Regions from separate parts of the Homo sapiens genome. Here region 1 is linked to region 2. Evidence: read pairs that join two places in POLR2A ChIA-PET (ENCODE). Cell type or tissue: PC-3. All regions are shown on one strand. Each heading gives the region's core, and the rest is flanking DNA. Links, peaks and the distances in the headings are about the cores only.

Evidence for each region. ChIA-PET counts read pairs that join two places held together with the same protein. Peaks named below come from ENCODE experiments on the same cell type or tissue, not always from the same donor. Only the 100,000 strongest peaks of a DNase experiment are listed, where the experiment ranks them.
Region 1: POLR2A ChIA-PET joins it to region 2 with 11 read pairs; 1 of 35 experiments calls an interaction of 5 or more read pairs at or near these places.

What each region holds. Positions count from the first base shown.
Region 1 is chr22:45,109,942-45,114,332 of GRCh38, forward strand. No RefSeq gene overlaps it. Among named protein-coding and RNA genes, the nearest start is that of NUP50-DT, 52 kb to the right of the region's middle. In PC-3, for the core only: no CTCF peak of the experiment used is centred there; a DNase peak (open chromatin) is centred at 2,540.
Region 2 is chr22:46,074,199-46,078,589 of GRCh38, forward strand. All of the region lies in intron 1 of LOC124905135 (collagen alpha-1(III) chain-like), which reads left to right. Among named protein-coding and RNA genes, the nearest start is that of LINC02939, 5.4 kb to the left of the region's middle. In PC-3, for the core only: no CTCF peak of the experiment used is centred there; a DNase peak (open chromatin) is centred at 2,693; H3K4me3 peaks cover 4,000 bases; H3K27ac peaks cover 4,000 bases.

The sequences.
Region 1 (4,391 bases), core at 233-4,232, 960 kb before region 2:
TTCAGTCTTTTTGTCTCTACCTGAAATCTAAAAGGTCCAACCTAACCCCTAAATACCGACGGAAAACCTACAGCATAATTAATGTGAAAGGCAAGGGGAGGAAATGGGATGGGATGGAGGAAGGACCACAGTGCAGACCAACAAGACCAAGGTCAATCCAAGTTTCGGCAATTACAAATACAACTTCTATAAACATCCACGGGCAGGTTTTCGTACAGACGTAAGTTTACAAGTTTTCCTTTGGGTAAATACCAAGGACTGTGGTTACTGGTACATAAGGTAAGAGTGTGTTTAGCTTTGTAAGAAACTGACAAACTATTTTCCAAAGTGGCTGTGCCATTTTTCATTCTCACCAGCAACGAATGAGGGTTCCTGCTGCTCCACGTCTTCGCCTGCATTTGGTGTTGTCAGTGTTCTGGATTTTGCCCGTTCTAATATGTGTGTTGTGGCATCTCGTTTTGGACATAGACTTTTTTTGTTTTTGTTTTTTTTGAGACGGAGTCTTGCTCTGTTGCCCAGGCTGGAGTACAGTGATGCCATCTCGGCTCACTGCAACCTCCACCTCCCGGGTTCAAGCAATTCTTCTGCCTCAGCCTCCCGAGTAGCTGGGACTACAGGCACGCACCACAACGCCCGGCTAATTTTTATATTTTTAGTAGAGATGGGGTTTCACCATATTGGCCAGGCTGCTCTCAAACTCCTGACCTTGTGATCTGCCCGTCTCGGCCTCCCAAAGTGCTGGGATTACAGGCATGAGCCACCATGCCTGGCCTGGACATAGACATATTTAGATGAGAGGGCAGAACACTTCAGAAATTACGATTGACATGTGCAAAAGCAAAGGCTGAAAGGCACAAACTGTGCTTGGGCAGGAGGTGCATGGTGCTGTGAAAGAGACCACCTCGCCAGGCAGCCAGGACCTGGAAGACCTACGGGATGTCAGGGGCTGCACTCGGCAACTCGCACCCAGGATCTCATGTGCTTGTCTATTTCATGTTTCATAGATGCATGCATTGTGCCCCCTCTACATTTTATGTTCCAGGATATCTGTAATCACTTGTACTCATCACTCCACCACTTGTGTGAGTTGTACTTGTCCCAGTATTTGGTCCAGTGCCCCAAACACATTAAGTGATCCTTGTTTTCTGAAAACAAAGGCAGAGATGTGGTCATCTTGCCTGTGTAGCTGGTACCTTGGACATGCACAAGTTGTGATGTAATAAAGCTACAGCTCTTTTTTTTTTTTAGATGGAGTCTCACTCTTGTCACCCAGGCTGGAGTGCATTGTCGTGATCTTGCCTCACTGCAACCTCCACCTACTGAGTTCAAGGGATTCTCCTGCCTCAGCCTCCCAAGTAGCTGGTATTACAGGCATGCACCACCAAGTCTGGCTAATTTTTTTGTGTATTTTTAGTAGAGATGGTGTTTCACCATGTTGGTCAGCCTGGTCTCGAACTTCTGACCTCGTGATCCGCCCACCTCGGCATCCCAAAGTGCTGGGATTACAGGCGTGAGCCACCACACCTGGCCAAATACAGCTCTTTTACCTCCTGCTCTGCATATGAAATCTGTTCGGAGGGAGCAGCCCTCCTCTGGCCAGGATGAAAACTCTGGCAGGCCCTCGACTTTCCTATGTACTCTCAGGTAATAAGCAGTTGCTCTAATTACCAAACACAATCTCTTTAAAAAATTATTATTTTTAGAGACATTGTCTCGCTTTTTCACTCTGTTGCTCAGAATGAAGTGCAATGGCACAATCATAGCTCACTGCACCCTTGAACTCCTGGGCTCAAGCAATCCTCCCACTTCAGCCTCTCTAGAAGCTGGGATTACAGGTGCATGCCACCATGCTCAGCTAGTTTTTAAATTTTTTGTAGAGACAGGGTCTTGCCATGTTGCCCAGAGTGGTCTCAAATTCCTGGCTTCAAGTGATCCACCCATCTCTGTCTCCCAAAGTGTTGGGATTACAGATATAATCCACCATGCCTGGCCCAAATACAGTCTTGATTCAGAAACTCAAGCCCAAGATATCAATCAAGTCTCCAGATTTGATCTAATGTGAGACCTTCTCACATTAGAAGAGTCTGCTTCTACAGGGGAAGTGGGCAGTTCTCCTCCTCTCCATTTCTCTTATCTTGTACTACTCTCTCTCCTGCATCCAAGCCCATCACCCAGCTTCCCAGCCAGTTTTTGGCCCCTGAAGTAGGAAGGTAGGCAGTAAAAAGTGGTAAGGAGATAGAAAAGGACCTAAATTGGAAGCATCAAAAACTAGTTTCACACTGTCCAGGCCATAAATTACCAAAAAAAAAAAATGGCTATAATTCTTCACTCCTTCCTGAATCTGTGCCCTTTTCATGTGACCTTGCAATTGTTCTCACTAAAGAGGCAGAGTTGATTTTCCTACCCGTTAAATCTGGGCTGGCATTGTGACTTGCTTCAGCTGATAGAATGCTGTGGAAATGGTGGCCTTCCAGTTCCAAGCCCAGGCCTCAAGAGATCTTGCATACTTGTGCTGACTGTCATGATCTCCACGTGAATACCAGGCTAGCCTGCTGGAGGATGAGACACCACATGGAGCCAGGCCAAGTCACTCCAGCCAAGGCCAGCCTAGACCAGCCCTGTCCCAGACAACTTGCCAGCTGACAAAAAAACACATGAAAAAGCCCAGCCCAGTCCAGTCTAGACCAAAAAAGTCCAGCGGACAAGTCAATTACCACAGACTTTGTCATGGTTTGGAGCCAATAAGTTTTGGGGATGTTTGTTACACACCCCTATGATGGCAATAAGTAACAGCTACACTCCAGTTCTGGCAAATGTTCAAAGGTGATTCTCTTCTGGGGCACTCTCATGGACTCTTTGAAGAGCCCTGCTGTGGAAGGCCTCTCCCTGCAACTCTGAAGGCGTAGGGAATTCATATTTTCCTTCAGATCCTCCGATCTCCTCCCTCGGCTCTGTTTCTCCGGTGGTTCACTCCACCCTGTCTCTCCCTGTTGAGGTCACCTCATTTGAAATTGTAACTTTCAAATGAAACCCTTCAGGCCTGGAAAAACATAAAAGAGTGCAGAGAAATAAGCCAGGTACAAAAGAACAAATACTGTATGATTCCACAGATAAAGTATCAATAACAGGCAAATTCATAGAGACAAAAAGTCTAATAGAGGTGTCAGGGCTGAGGAGAGGGGGTTGGGGAGTTGTTTAATGGGTACAGAGTTTCTCTCTGAGATAATGAAAAAGTTCTGGGAGTGGATAGTATTGAGAGTGACACAACATGGAGAATTTATTTGATGCCACTGAATTGTATGCTTACACTTAATAGACTTAAATATGGTGTCTGGACAGGGCTGCCAATTCATTCCATGAAGGCAATGTCACTCTGCTACCAAAATCACACAAAGACATCACAAGAAAAGAAAACTAGGACGGGCACAGTGGCTAATGCCTGTAATCCCAGCACTTTGGGAGGCCAAGGTCAGAGGATCACCTGAGGTCAGGAGTTCGAGACCAGCCTGACCAACATGGTGAAACTCCATCTCTACTAAAAATACAAAAATTAGCCAGGCGTGGTGGCACATTCCTGTAGTCCCAGCTACTCAGGAGGCTGAGGCAGGAGAATCGCTTTAACCCAGGAGGCAGAGATTGCAGTGAGCCAAGATCGCACCACTACATTCCAGCCTGGATGACTCCGTCTCAAAAAAAGAAGAAAGAAAGAAAGAAGGAAGGAAAGAAAGAAAGAAAGAAAGAAAGAAAGAAAGAAAGAAAGAAAGAAAGAAAGAGAAAACTAAAGACCAATATCTCTTTTGAATGTACCATAAAACTCCTCAATCAAATATTAGCGAATTAAATCCAGAAACATATAAAGAGGATTATATGCCATGACCAAATGGGGATTTATCCCAGAAATCAAATGAGATTCTTATCTCAAGAATGCAAGTTTGATTTAACATCCAAAAATTAATATGATGTACCATATAGATAGAATAAAGAACAAAAATCACATGGTCATCTCAGGAGATACAAAAAAGGCATTTGACAAAATCCAGAACCCTTTCATAAAAACATGCAGCAAGTGAGGAATAGAAGGAAACTTCCTCAACCTGATCATATGTGAAAAACTCACAGTTACATTTCTTTTTATTTTTTATTTTTTAGACAAAGTTTTGCTCTTGTTGCCCAGGTTGGAGTCCAATGGCATGATCTCGGCTCACCGCAACCTCCGCCCGCCTCCCGAGTTCAAGCGATTCTCCTACCTTAACCTCCAGAGTAGCTGGGATTATAGGGATGCACCACCACGCCAGGCTAATTTTTTGTATTTTTAGTAGAGACTGGATTTCTCCATGTTGGTCAGGCTGGTCTTGAACTCCCGAACTCAGGTCATCCACCCACCTCAGCCT
Region 2 (4,391 bases), core at 194-4,193:
CTACTGAGGCTGCGGGGAGTCCCTCTGGATTAAAACAGATTCCGAAACAAGCGGTATCCAGCTCTCCTGCTCCCACAGGCCAGACCTGGGGCTAGCCAGGGAAAGGCCTGAACGTCGGAGGAGGCAGTCTCCAGGGCCGCCAAGTGAGGGCTGCTATTCGTCAAAGCTCCAGAGCCCTGTCTCCTGCCACACAGTGTGGCCCTGGCCCATGAAATGGGATGAGGTCAAGATTCTGCAGCCAACAGTTGGGGCCAGCGCTGGGCACAGAAGCCCTGGCGAGGCCCTGTCCTGCCTTTGTCCATGTTCCTTAGAGCCAGCTCAGCCTGACAGAGTCTCAGGGTCCCACCAGGGGCTTCCCAGTGGTGTTGGAGTCTCCCATCCCGGCACAGTTCATTTTTGAGGGCACACACACAAAAGAGAAGGCTCTGAAAATGAAACTGACACTTGTCTGTTTTTTTAATCACCTCTGGATTTAACATCAAGAATGTGGAAAGCAGTGGCCCAGGGCCACAAGGACTATGGTGTGGGCTGGTGGAAGGATGGGCCCCGGTTTTTCTGGTTTTGTTTTAAACCGGGGCCTACCCCAGGATAGTCCGTTGCCTGTGCTGGGGCCTCACCAGGCCCCAGACCCTCCTGGGTGAGAAGGGTCTCCAGGGTGCTGATGGGGACGAGCTGGGCTCCACTTGGGCAGTGCCCCTCTGCCATGTTGAGGTCTCGTGCACACTGCCTGAGCAGGTGCAGGCCAGCAGTTTGCCTTGCTCCGCAGCAACAGCGTGGTGCTTTGCAGCAGGGTTACCTTTTGTTATGTGGTTTGCACCTGGCTGGGTCAGGCTGTCCGTGTGAACCTGTCTCACTCCCTCCGACCCCCTAAAGGGCGGTGGGGCCTTTCCTACCTAGCATGGATGGCGTGTGACTGGAAGGCAGACCGTGTGGCCCAGGAGGAACTGGGAAAAGCTCTGCCCACCCAGATGGGCACCCTGCCTGGGCAGGTGCTGCCTCGTGTCCAGGGGAACCTCTCGTGCAGTGTAGATGCATGCATGTGCTGAAGGGCGGCCTCTGGGAAGGGAGGGGTCCTTCCAGGCCGGGCAGGAAACACCATAAAGCCACCATGCTTCCTTGGGGTGTTGTCGCTGGGTTTTGAGGGTTCTTTGCATGTTTGGGGAGAGAGGAGAATGCTCTTGCCGAAATCGCAGCAAGCTGGAGTCTTTGCACCCTGAGCTTCAGTCTGCCCCTGCCCCTCCCTGGGTGACCCTGGCACATCTGAGCTCCTCCCTCAGCCTGGATTCTGAGCTGTAAAGCGGGAAGAGTGTTAACCCACCTCAGAGACTTCAAACATTATTTCCATAAAGCACCATTCCAGGCACGTTGTCGGGGAGGGGCGGGACATAAATGGCTACTGCTGTTGTCACTTATTGTTGTCAACAATAATCACTGTTGTTGTTTAATTTTTATTTATTTTACTTGCCACTACTATTATTTTATATATTGTATGATGTTATATTCTAAGTAACAGATAACCCAACTTCGGTCTCATCAGAAAATGAACCAAGAAGTTTACTCTCCCGGCCCCACAGGTGGGAGCAAAAGTGGACCTTGATGATACCTCCCAGGTAGACTGGCAGGAGGTTGCAGAGCCAGCACTTTTCTCACCACAGGGACTTGGTGTGAATGTGGCTTCCAGATGCATCTTGCACCTCACATTGGGTACACAAGATGAGACCAGGGTCTCCTTGGGGACCCGGGAAGTGCTGACGGAGGAGGCACTCCTTCCCAGGGACAGGACGGAAAGCATGCCTGGGTGCTGGCTCTGGATCTGACCTTTGCCCCCCCCCCCACTTCAGGGGCAGGAAAGAAGGGGGCAGGACGTCCTGATGCAGGGGCCCAGAGCAGCCACACCAGCCACCAGCGTCCTCGCTGGAAATGCAGATGGTGATTTGTTGGGAGGGTTTCACCACTCTGACGAGCTAATTGTTCTTTGGCCTGGTACGTTAACCAAAATGCTTGCTTTGGAGAATTTTCCCTCCTAGCTGGTTGTTCAGGAAGACCCAGCAAGATCGTCCTTGCTGAAAACATCTTGTCGGAATAAGAGAGAGCTCTAAATGGCATGGGTCATGCTTTCTGATGTTATAGAACTGAGTAGGGAGAAAAAGCAACAATTGTCTCCAAGCAGAGACAATGGATCTTTCATATGAAATATTTATTTTCAGGGCTGCCCAGTGTTCCCTGGGCTGGGACGGTCCGTGGAGCTCGAGCATCCGGGAATGGCAAGCCCCAAACATGTAGTTGGGGACAGAGATTTAGAGAAGAAAAAAGAAAGTCTCCTGACCCGTGGTTCTTGAACAATTTCAGTGGGCACGTCTGGCTTTCTTTGTCGAGTGGAGGCTAAGCTTGCACGAGTTAATTTTGTTTTCTTCCGTGATTTTTTTTTGAAAGCCGCAGGGCTGCACTTGGCGAGTGCTAGAAAGACGGCCACGTTTGGGATCGTGGGCCGGATGGGGCCTCCGTCGGCCAGGCCCAGTTGGCCTTAGCCGGCTGGGTCACAAAATGGAAGTGTGAGGAAAAATAGAGCCCAGAAGAGGAAGGGTCTGTCCCCAAAGGGCTAAGGGAGAGGCCATCGAGAGGGCGATTTGGGCCAATATTTGTGGTTTCCCAGTGTCTGCTCCTCCCCAAATTCCATTCTCAGATGAACTTGGGAGTGGCCCGTAGGTTGTGGGAGAGTCTGGCCTGACTTGGTGAAGCCACACACAAGCAAACACCCTTCCAGGCTGGAGAGGGTGTTTTTGTAACTCTGACAAATGTGGCCCAGAGTTATGGCTCCGTGAATATTTTCTGAATCGACAGAATGAAGAGGCCTACACATGAGCCATCCCCTGGTCCCTTCTCTGAGGTGCTGGAGGAGCTGCCCCGGAGAAGCCAGGCCAGAGTCCAGGCTCCCGTTAGCAGATGTGGGAGGAGCGGGCCGTGCTGGGGCCGTAGTGAAGCGATCTGTGGTGCTCGGGGAGCGTTGGGAAGGCTGAGGTGGCCCATCAGCTGGGGACACCCGGCACATTACGGGGACCTGTCTGGACACCCCAGCGATGCCTTGAAGGAGGACAGATGAGGGAGTGGCCCTGATCAGGTGGGGGACCAGGGTCACCCAAGCAGCTTTCTTGGCCAGTTATATCTGGCTTCAGAAATGAGGTTTTATTTTTTCGTCAATCGGCTGTCACGTTTTATTTTTCTTTCAATGCCAGAGCTTCTCAGCTTGGCCCCTGTAGCCCTGTACGTTAGCCCACTCAGAAGAGAGCTCTCTTTCAGGGTGTCCAGGAGCCTCTGACACTATAGGTAGAATTGGTATAATGGAAATCATGAAAAAGAATGAAATTTTGTGACAATGGGCAGAAAAACCCCAAAACCAGGTTTCTAGTCACTTTTTTGTGCGTGGTGGGAGGCAGTTTGAAAGTAAAACGGAAATCAGGGATGGGAAGCTTCTTGGTGGGGTCTGGACTGGGGAGTCTCATCTTTCTGACCACCCAGGAACCTGTGTGGAGAGAGTGGCTGGGCCACTGTCCAGCCAGCGCCGAGAGGGTTTCCGAGTAGAGATGTTACCGCAGGGTCACCGGTTAGTGTTGTAAAATAAGACTGGTGGTTGTGGATACTAAACGTGTGCATGAGATCTACACGGTAAAAAGGCCAAACAATTTTTTAAGCAGTGATAGAATTTTCCCTCCAGATTTAGAAGGAATCGTCCCTGATGCTTCTGGCTTTCTAAAACCAGGGCGGTTTTCCCCCCCGCCCCGTGGAACGCCCTTTCCTTCATTCTGGCATTTCAGATGGCAGGAAGAGCATTTAGCTGAAATATTTACCTGCTGATTTGGGGTTCTTAAATTTAGAATCCCCTTTCATGTGTTTAAGAGAGATATTTACATTCAAATCAGCCTTTTATAATTACATTTTAAATTATAATAAAATGATGGTGCCGGCGCTCCAGTTTTCCGTGTCTTTTAACTGTAAGAGAAGCTGCCGTGAATTGAATGGGGGCTACCCATCACCCAGAGTCCCCGCTGCCCACCGTGTGGGTTCTGGCCTGCCCGGGCACACGTGTCCTGAGCATGGCAGCTACATGGGTGTTACCTGTGGGGACCTCCCCGCACTGCCAGGAGAAGGGCCTGACGGGGATTCTGGCCCCACACAGTGCGATGGTTGCCCAGCCTCACCGCCTGCAGCTCCATCTGAGAAGGGCCTGATACGGGCTGGGGTCCAGGCCCACTGCCCTCATGTCCTGAGCCCCACGGTGGCCTGCAGGCCTGGTTTGGAGGCCATTATCTCCTCGGCGGCCAGCCGGGCACAGCAGTGGCCACTTCTGGTCGAGGCAGTTCTGTGGGTGAGGGGCGAGCATCGCCTCCTGCAAC